3 separate regions of the Mus musculus genome follow, and regions 1 and 3 are each linked to region 2. A link is a loop called in an ENCODE intact Hi-C map of the cell type or tissue named here. Cell type or tissue: gastrocnemius. All regions are shown on one strand. Each heading gives the region's core, and the rest is flanking DNA. Links, peaks and the distances in the headings are about the cores only.

Region 1 (2,500 bases), core at 1-2,500, 280 kb before region 2:
TTTCCTTCTAGCCTCATGCAGATTGTTACCCTGCCAGCCGTGGCTTTTGCAGGAAACCCCACAATGAACTTCAGGCAGAGTGCAGTCAGCACTGGCTCAGGAATATGCAGGAGCTAAGCATATATTTGACCTCACTTCCAACATGATAGTTGATAGCTGCTGAGCCTTTACCCCCCCCCCCCCAGGTCTATTGCAAGAGGCAATGATAAGCAGCAAAGGCACCTCTCATAGATTCTAATTGTATAGCGTACGTTGTTAGACGGAATGGCTTTTGTATATTTGCACTTCACATCTTTAATAGTTTAGATAAAAGATCCAGGACACCTTAGTAGAAAATGAGAGAGTGTGGGTGAAAGCGTCCCCTGTGGAGCTGGATGCATTCAGATTCAGAAATGGCACCATCCACAGTAAAATTTCACAGCTCCAGGTTCTACACGGGGAATTGAAAAGCCTTTGCATTTCTATGCTAACTGGCCAGTCTTCTTCCCCGAGAAGCACATGGCCTCCGTCTGTTGGCGCGAAGCCAGTGGAAGCCTCAGACAGTCCTAAATAAATAAACTGCAAAGCTGCCCGTGTGATGAGCTGTAGGGTCTGTTTGGTATTTTAAAACAAAATAGGTGGTGGTTTTTAATGGATTGAGACTTTATATCTCCTATAAAGTCTTATTTTTTTTTTCAACTAATAAACATGACTTTGCTGGGCTAAACTCAAGAAATATATTTATGGAGGAATTCCAAGCTTTTTTGGTGTCTAGTAATCACACAGAAATAAGAGTAACTACAATAGTTCTATGAATATAATTACTTGTTCAGAGGCCGCATTAACAAGCATAACAAGAAAATAAATTTTGAAAGCTGGACTTTTAAGTCACCCAACATAGCTTATAGGTTTTCTTAAATAAATGCCAAGATAATTAAGTTACTTCTAAAATCTGACTGTTTATTATTTATTTTGGCTTAAAATAAAAAAAAACAGAAAGTTTATGCTATCTCATATTCCCCAAATTAATATATTTGATTTACTCACATAAAAACATATAATAATGAATTAGGTTCAAATCTGAACTTCACAGACTGGGCTGGAAACTCTTTTAGCGTCTCAAAATTTTGCTGTCATGTTTGTGAAAAGACTCTTCTGGCAATTTTTAAACTGTCTTTAAGTTTATGGATATTTATGACTCAGGGAAGAAATCTCCACAAAATACTGAGAAAATCCCGAAAGTATTCAATATTATTCCCTGTGAAAAAAAAGTATCTTTTTTTTCCCCTTCACCAGTCAGTGGGTGAGGCTTGGTTACTGAGGCCCCAGAGCGGTGCTTCCGAAATCTGAGGACGTTTATTTCATTGCATAGAGTGTTCTTCTTTGAGATTTACTTAGCTTTTAAATGGCGGATCTCAGTCACAGAAACTATTTTACCTTCTTACAAAGGACAAAGCCTTATGTTTTCCATCCTGAGTTTTCTGTGGAAACGCACATGCCATACAGTTGCTCAGAACAGCAGAGGGCACCAACATCCCAAGCAAACAAACAAAGGCAAACCTTGGCATCCAACTCAGGGTCAGGCCGTCCCCGGGAAGCATTCTGGAGAAGGAGCCGCAGCTGGGTAAGAATTACATATTTTCAAAATACATTTGGGGGAATGAAAATGGTTTATGCTTATTTTCAGTGCTGTTTTCACACCAAGGCAATGAATCCTCATCCTTTGGCTTTTATTAGAACATTTCATTCACTTGGAGAGTCTAGGAGATGGGGAGAATGCTGGCCTGGACCATATGCAGAATAGGTGCTTCGGGGAGAAGGAAGACATTTTTCTGATATAATAGGAAACATTGATGATAAGTGGTAGGGCATCAGATGCCTGGGTGTGTAGACTTTGATCACTTGTGATGCTCTCCAAAGAGACATGTACATTACCCGAGAGCACAGGGCTCCGACAGAGGGAAGGAAAGTCTGGGCCAACTGTGAGAAAAGTTATGAAAGCCAATAGAACACTCCTCACATGAGTGAGATACCTGGAGAAGTCTTCAAGCAGCAGCACCCGAGCTTCACCAGAGTTAGGTTTCTGAATGTAGTGAAAGGCTGGAGATGATGACGAAGAACCTCCCATTCTAGCGCATTGACTACACCTGCCGTTATGTCAAATTGCAGCGAGTACTAGTCTCCTACCAGGAAGTAAGTACGAGATTACATACGCTCTTGAAACACAGGCCCATTATTTTCAAATGAAAGGTTGCAGAGACCATGATGAGCTCAGAGGTCTGTGATTGAGAGAAACTAATGATCATAATTGTACAAGTAAGTACAAGGATGATGAAAGAATTCACTAATGACTCTTTCCTGTTGACACATCTTGGACTCAGTGGAGTGTGGAGCTACAACCTACACGTGTCCGTTCATCTGGACATGGACAAAGACACCCACTGGCATGCTCCAAAAGTAGGAAAATGGCTTAGATGCGAACTAGCATTTCTTCAGAGACTTGTCTAGTTATGATTACACG
Region 2 (3,705 bases), core at 1-2,500:
GCTATTCTGCATTCCTGCCAGTCTGAAAGGGCTCTTCCCTCCTTTGTAACCGCCTGTGCTCTGGGGAAAGGCAGGAAAGCCAACCCAGTCTCCTCACTCCTTTCAACCAGGTTCACTCGATACAGACCTTAACTCTTGAACTGTAGAAAATGTCTTTGCTTTGTGCATATCAGGGACATGCTGTTAATCACAGGGGTTAAAACACTACTGGTATTATGCAAAGCGGGGAAGGCGGGACTGAGGAGGCAACCCACACATCCATCATCCCTTTAGGAGTAGGCGGAGTTTAAAGTTTCCCCCAACTTCCAAGTACTCACTTGACAGGCAATATTTCTGTGCAATTTCCAGCCCCGAGTAACAGATGGTGCTCTGCCTGTCTTGAGCCTCGAGAGAGCCCAGACAAAGCTCCCAGCCACTCCATGCCTCGCGGGACCCATAGGTGGTTAGTTTCACAGACCTGTCAGACCAGGGCAGTTAGCAAAGAATGGAAGCTTAACTTCTTCCCGAAGTTTTTTTCCTGATAGGAGGAAGTCCAGAGGACTAAAGCACAAAAAGGCCTGGGAAAGTTTTGACTGCTTCAATTCTCTGCCAAACCATCACCTAGACCAAGGTGCGCAGAGAAGGAAAAGCTGGGGCACACGTGTTCAGAAACACAGCAGAAATGCAACTTGAGCAGTCCTAAAGACAACCTGGAAAATTGCTTAAGAGACCCCAGTGGTGGAAAGGCACGTCCAGGTACCAGAGACTGGATCAAGCAGAGCCCAAAGGGAAGCCGGCTACCCCGACGTCACCAAAGTAGGGTGCGCCTGAGCTGTGTGCGAGAGGAAAGGGAGGGGGCGCGATCCGGGAGTCGGGGGAGGGGGTACGTTCGGCCCACTCACCCTCACTGCCGTACTGTTTGCCATTGTTCGCGCCCATCCTGTCGCCGTCATGCCCGCCTCCTCCCTGGACACTGCATAGCTGGGGCGCACCTCCCAGGCGGCGGGGCAGAGGAAAGCGGGCAGGACCGGACCCTTAGCTGCACATGCCCCTTCCAAGGGCCGATTTGGGCTTGGGGGTCCGCAGTGCTCTGCGACCGGAGGGGTGGGACTAGGTCCGCTCCTGGCACCCCCGAGGGTGGCGAGCCAGCTCCAGAGCAACCACCGGAGCTCTCAGATTCCGCGCTCCGGGCGAGTGGGAGCAGCGCGAAGCACAGCCCGCGCCCGGGTGCCGCCCCTAGACTCGCCGCTCCACCGCCGTGGGGTCCCCATGCGCCTCCGCGGTCCCCAGCCGTGCGAGCCGAGCCGCGCCTGCCCCAGGCTGTCCGGCTCCTCGGCCTCCGCCTCCGCCCTGCGCCCCCGTGCGTCCGCGGCTTCCCCGGGGAGGGCGCGGCGGCCACTTGTTGCGGTGCCCCGAGTGAGCAGAGACTTGTGGCCCGGCGCTGCTCGCCTGCGGGCCGGACTTTTGTTAGCGCCAGGCGCCTCCTCTCGCCGCCCAGCGTCAATCACAGCTGGAGCCCCCGGGAGGAAGGCCGGCCCGGAGATGCGCGGCCTTTTAAAGGGGCAGCACGCCTTTTCCGGGCTCCGGCTCCTGGTCCCCGCCAGGGCTCTGGCTCTCCGTGCCACTCGCGAACCCTCCGGCGTGAAGGACCGTGCTGCGCGCTGTGTTTTCTGTGGACTGTGGGCTTCAAGACGTTCTTCGAATTCCCCTGGAGTTGTCTACAAAAAAAATGGCCCATTTGTGACGTTTACTAGAAACATGCAGTCAGTGTCCGGTTCTGGCACATTTCTGGTACCTGTGCTGGCAATCTCCAGCGGCTCCTTGGGTTTCGGGGCTAACGCGAGGAATGGAGGAGGGGTAAGGAAAACTTGAGAGGAACTTAGCAAGGGAGTGGTCTCTGGAGAGCAAAGACATTCCCCGCCCTGAGAAGGAGGTTTCCTGGCTCTGAAGTTTTGAAAGCTTCCGAGACACGACTTTTTTTTCCCTCCTCATTTATTTATTTATTTTTCTTCTTGTAGTTGATGCCATCTTTTATTTAGTAACTTACTACTTCGTTTGGAGATTTACGTGGCGTTTGCAAAGCCCCCTCCTCCTTTAAATCGCCCTTTGGTGTTCCTTCCATTAAATAGGGAAAAAAAAAAGATAGAGAATCTTAATGTCCTACTCCATTTCTATGTAAGTGCCTAGAAAGTCTCACTGAAGATCAGAACGTTGTTCACGCAGATTTTTTTGGTGGTGAAACGAACACGCAGCAGTTTCTCCTTACAGATGTTGTAAATTAAATTAAAGCTTAGTGATATGTTTATCTTTATATATACATAATTCTTGAATAGAAACCCAGGAGTTAGTAAACAATGGCTTCTTATGAGATGATTTGACTTCTTGTAAATTCTCCTTAGATGAGTTCCTACAATGCTCTTCATTAAAGATAAAACATTATGTTTCAAAGTTTAAAATCTATCCTTAACCATGCAGATACCATATTCTTAAGTAAACGTGTAAACGTTCAAAGATAGAACAGAATAATTATTGTGTTGGGAACCTTTTTTGTCTTCTACTCCAAAGCCATAAAAGAATGTTTTAATGTCTTTTAAAATATCTAAACAGTAATGTGTAATTCCTAAACACTTGTCTAATGAGATAAAATTAAAAACATTAAAATTAAAATTAATTTATGATGGGCTCCCTACAAGATTCTGCTAGAAAACACAAAATCAATCTAAAAATGAGTAGACAGCAGGGCTGTCTTCCTGCACAAGATGGATTCTGCCTGGTCCTTGGGGTGACTTTGAAAATCTGAGCAATCTGCCTCCACTCCCCCTCAAAATTGCTAGGGTTGCAGGCATCTGTCTCCTACCTGGGTTTATATGGTGCAAAAGAACAAACCCAGGACTTCATTCATGCAGGGCAAACACTGTCTACCCACCGAGATAATCTACAGCCCTTGGTTCAGGAGGTTTCATGTCTCCATTTAAGAAACTGTGCGAATTTTACCCTTTTGGCAGCTTAGCTGAGGATAGACAGCACTAACTCAGGAAAGCAAGTGAGGCTCATCTCAGGCTTGGTGTGGCATTTTCAGTTTGTTATGCTTATGCTCTCTGTCCCTCTTTGTGGTTTACAAAGTATGGAAATGATGAAAAACAAAACCAAGGCTCAAAAAGTTCAGCCACCCAGAGTCCTCAGAGGAGAGCTCCAGACTACCCAGCTTCCGTCCTACCAGTCCAGGGGTTGCCTTGACTTGGCCATTACTCAACACAGAGTCAATGACCTGGTCTTTTGATCTGCCCATCTACCAAGATCTTTACTATTCAAGTAAAGCTGCCTGGGACAAGCATGTTGTAAAACAAAATAGGAAAAAAAAATGCTTAACATCACTCAAAAAAATAGAAGTTGACACAAATATTTGTTGGCCTACTCGTCATGAACGTTTGAGAACAGTAATCAAAAGAAAGAAAATTAGTATTCTTGTTAAACATCAAGGTGTATTCATATTTGAGTATACACACTACTTTTCAAAATTAAAATGTTGCATAAATGATTTTATGCAGGCCCAAAATTTGTTTTTTGCATACTTACCAACCCCCAAATTTTCATCACCAATTTACAAGCCTCTTGAGAACTAATATGTATTTCACCAACATACTTGACTTCCCAGCCTAGCTCCTAACACAAGGAATCGCTCATCCATCACTTGCAGAATGGATGAAAGCCAAGGAAAGAAATAGC
Region 3 (2,500 bases), core at 1-2,500, 260 kb before region 2:
AATTAATAGTGTGTTTAGGACATAAATATTTTTGGTTGACATAATACAATGGTATATTGAGGACAATTACATTATTTGTCACTTATGAGTATTGATATTAGAACTCTTTACTTTTTAAGACCTACAGACCTCTCAAACATGTTAGCTTCTAAAATTGCATTTTATAGCTCAAATGTGAAAAAGTGAATCAAGGTTAAGCTATATCCTATCTGGACAGCAATCTTACATACTTAGAACAACAAAACATCAAGGTCCCCTTAGAAGAAGGGGTTTCTAGTACTGTAGGAGCTACTCCAGTTTTATCTCACATTACCAAGGTGCCTTGGATACATTTCTGTGACAACCACAGAGTTTCTACCTTCCTCATTTGCTATGGAAGAAAACAGAGATGAATAGACAGCTCCAGAGACACTACACACACACACACACACACACACACACACACACACAGAGAGAGAGAGAGAGAGAGAGACAGAGAGAGACAGAGACAGAGACAGAGAGAGAGATAGAGACAGAGAAAAAGACAGACACTGAGAGAGAAAGAAACAGAGACAGAAAGACAGAGATGTGGGTGGGGGTGGAGGGGGGAAACCAGGCTGGATGTGAGGCAGACCATCAAGGAAGCACAGCAGAGTAGCATGCAGGGTACATCTTAGAAGTTCTAAGTCTTTAAAAGCTCCATGAGCAATTTGCATTACGACATCATGAAAAAAACATTTTCACAGGAAATGCACCCAGTTTGCTCTCCCTGGCCTGTATCAAAGCCAACTTTCTATCTGTGGAGGAAAGACCTTTTGTGTTTTTATTCCTGCCTGTCTGCAATTATATTATTATTAGGCTGTAAACAATGGCTGTTTTGTTGTAAAACGTGAATAAAGGAGCCGAAAGTCAGCACACAATTGTGTGATCACTGGTCAGCCTTGAATCCCAAAGCAAAAAAAAAAAAAAAAAAAAAAAAAAAAAAAAAAAGATAGTTTTTTTATAGCCTGTCTTCCAACTTGTATGCAAAGATAAGGAGAGGGTTGAGAGTCTCTGAGCAGAAAGCCTGACTATCTAACGTTACAAGTCCCTGCCGTCATTTCCCACGGGGTCTTCTCACTAGAACCATGTTGTGTCTTTTTCTTCGACTTCACTTTATTGATTTCTCCTTAGTAAACAGAGCTACTATTATTTTAGGTTTCTCAAACCGTCTTTGCTCTGAAGGTAGGGATAATCAGAATAGGAATCGAATATTATACAATGCTGGAGGTTGGAAAGCAGGCATCCGATAAACCAAATTTTCTCTCATTGCTTTTTGATCTCAAGAATTTCAAATCCCTCAGAGGTCTACCTGTCATCTCTCACATCGGCCAGGAGATGTCACTGTAGTGGGATTCAATGATTAACAGAGGAATCGGTTATTCTCTAAGAACATGGTGAACTTTCCATGAAACGGTTACAACTACATGGGAAAGGATTTTATACCACAAGCAAACTGGCTGCCCAATTTTGCTTTTTAGTAAATAGAGACACGATTTCTGTTACATCCTGGATGAAAAGGACACCGATGATTATCCCTCCTTCCATTGGCTCCTTAGATCAACTTCCCTTGAACGGGCAGTGTGATGGGTTTAGTGGGTGACTCAACTGCTTAAAGAAAGCCTTTGAGGGCTCTGGGCATTATAAAAATGTGTGCACATGCGTGTGGAAATGAGAGCCACAGTGAGCACAATGCAGGTGGATAAGGGAACAGACTATGCTCAACACAGCTGGTTGCTCAGTGTTCATGATGGACTCGTGTTGCTGTTGCTGGGTTTTATCTAGGACAATGCTTTAAACTCTAATTGATATCCCAAGTCAAAGATCAAGTTCATGCTAGTACCTGTCCTCCACCCAGTATGCCTTATAATCTTGCTTAAGAGAGGTACTCAAATATTTGTTGAACAAATGACCACATGTACAGAACAACATGATTGACCTGAGAACAAAACCTAGGAAGGGGATAGGGTTAGAAAAGTGGGAGGCACGAGGTCTCTTTATACCCTAGCTGGGGGCTGGCACCACATATCTCGGAACTCTGAGAGCTGCAGAGTTACAGGTTGTCTGCTGCAGCACTGAGCCCGGGGTCATGGACAGCTGCCATCTCAGTGCCCAAATTAGTTATCAGATAACTCTGTGCCTTTAACCAACAGGAAAAGAAATTTGGGAAGGGGGAGAGTCATGGCCTATGGAAAGACAGGACAGGAACTTTTCACCATCAAGGGACTTTAAAACCCACTATACTGCTCCAAAGGGAATGGCATTCATTGCTGCCTTACACTCATGTTGGGGTTCATGTTTGTAGAATTGTATATTAAAAACGATTTCATTCTCATGTGTCTCTTGAATTTGTATTATCTGTTACCAGTGTTGGTAACTGAGTTTCAGATGTCTGCCTTCCAGGACTATGACAGACTAAAGGCTCAACGTTTCAAACCACCAGATTGTTGGTAACTACCACAACAACCTTCAGGAATTGCAC

What was found. Peaks named below come from ENCODE experiments on the same cell type or tissue, not always from the same donor. Only the 100,000 strongest peaks of a DNase experiment are listed, where the experiment ranks them.
Region 1: it touches region 2 in a loop (2.9-fold over the local background); 8 of 42 quality-filtered maps call a loop at or near these places.
Region 3: it touches region 2 in a loop (3-fold over the local background); 13 of 42 quality-filtered maps call a loop at or near these places.

What each region holds. Positions count from the first base shown.
Region 1 is chr15:26,618,932-26,621,431 of GRCm38, forward strand. The region is part of intron 2 of Fbxl7 (F-box and leucine-rich repeat protein 7); the gene reads right to left. Among named protein-coding and RNA genes, the nearest start is that of Gm52205, 45 kb to the right of the region's middle. In gastrocnemius, for the core only: a CTCF peak has its summit at 1,493 (motif pointing right); DNase peaks (open chromatin) are centred at 517 and 1,529.
Region 2 is chr15:26,894,132-26,897,836 of GRCm38, forward strand. Fbxl7 (F-box and leucine-rich repeat protein 7) reads right to left here and starts at 1,433. Exons shown (of 4, transcript NM_176959.3): 1 at 882-1,433. The coding sequence starts at 918. In gastrocnemius, for the core only: a CTCF peak has its summit at 1,443; DNase peaks (open chromatin) are centred at 914 and 1,413; H3K4me3 peaks cover 2,312 bases; H3K27ac peaks cover 2,035 bases.
Region 3 is chr15:26,638,596-26,641,095 of GRCm38, forward strand. All of the region lies in intron 2 of Fbxl7 (F-box and leucine-rich repeat protein 7), which reads right to left. Among named protein-coding and RNA genes, the nearest start is that of Gm52205, 25 kb to the right of the region's middle. In gastrocnemius, for the core only: a CTCF peak has its summit at 1,351 (motif pointing right); no DNase peak of the experiment used is centred there.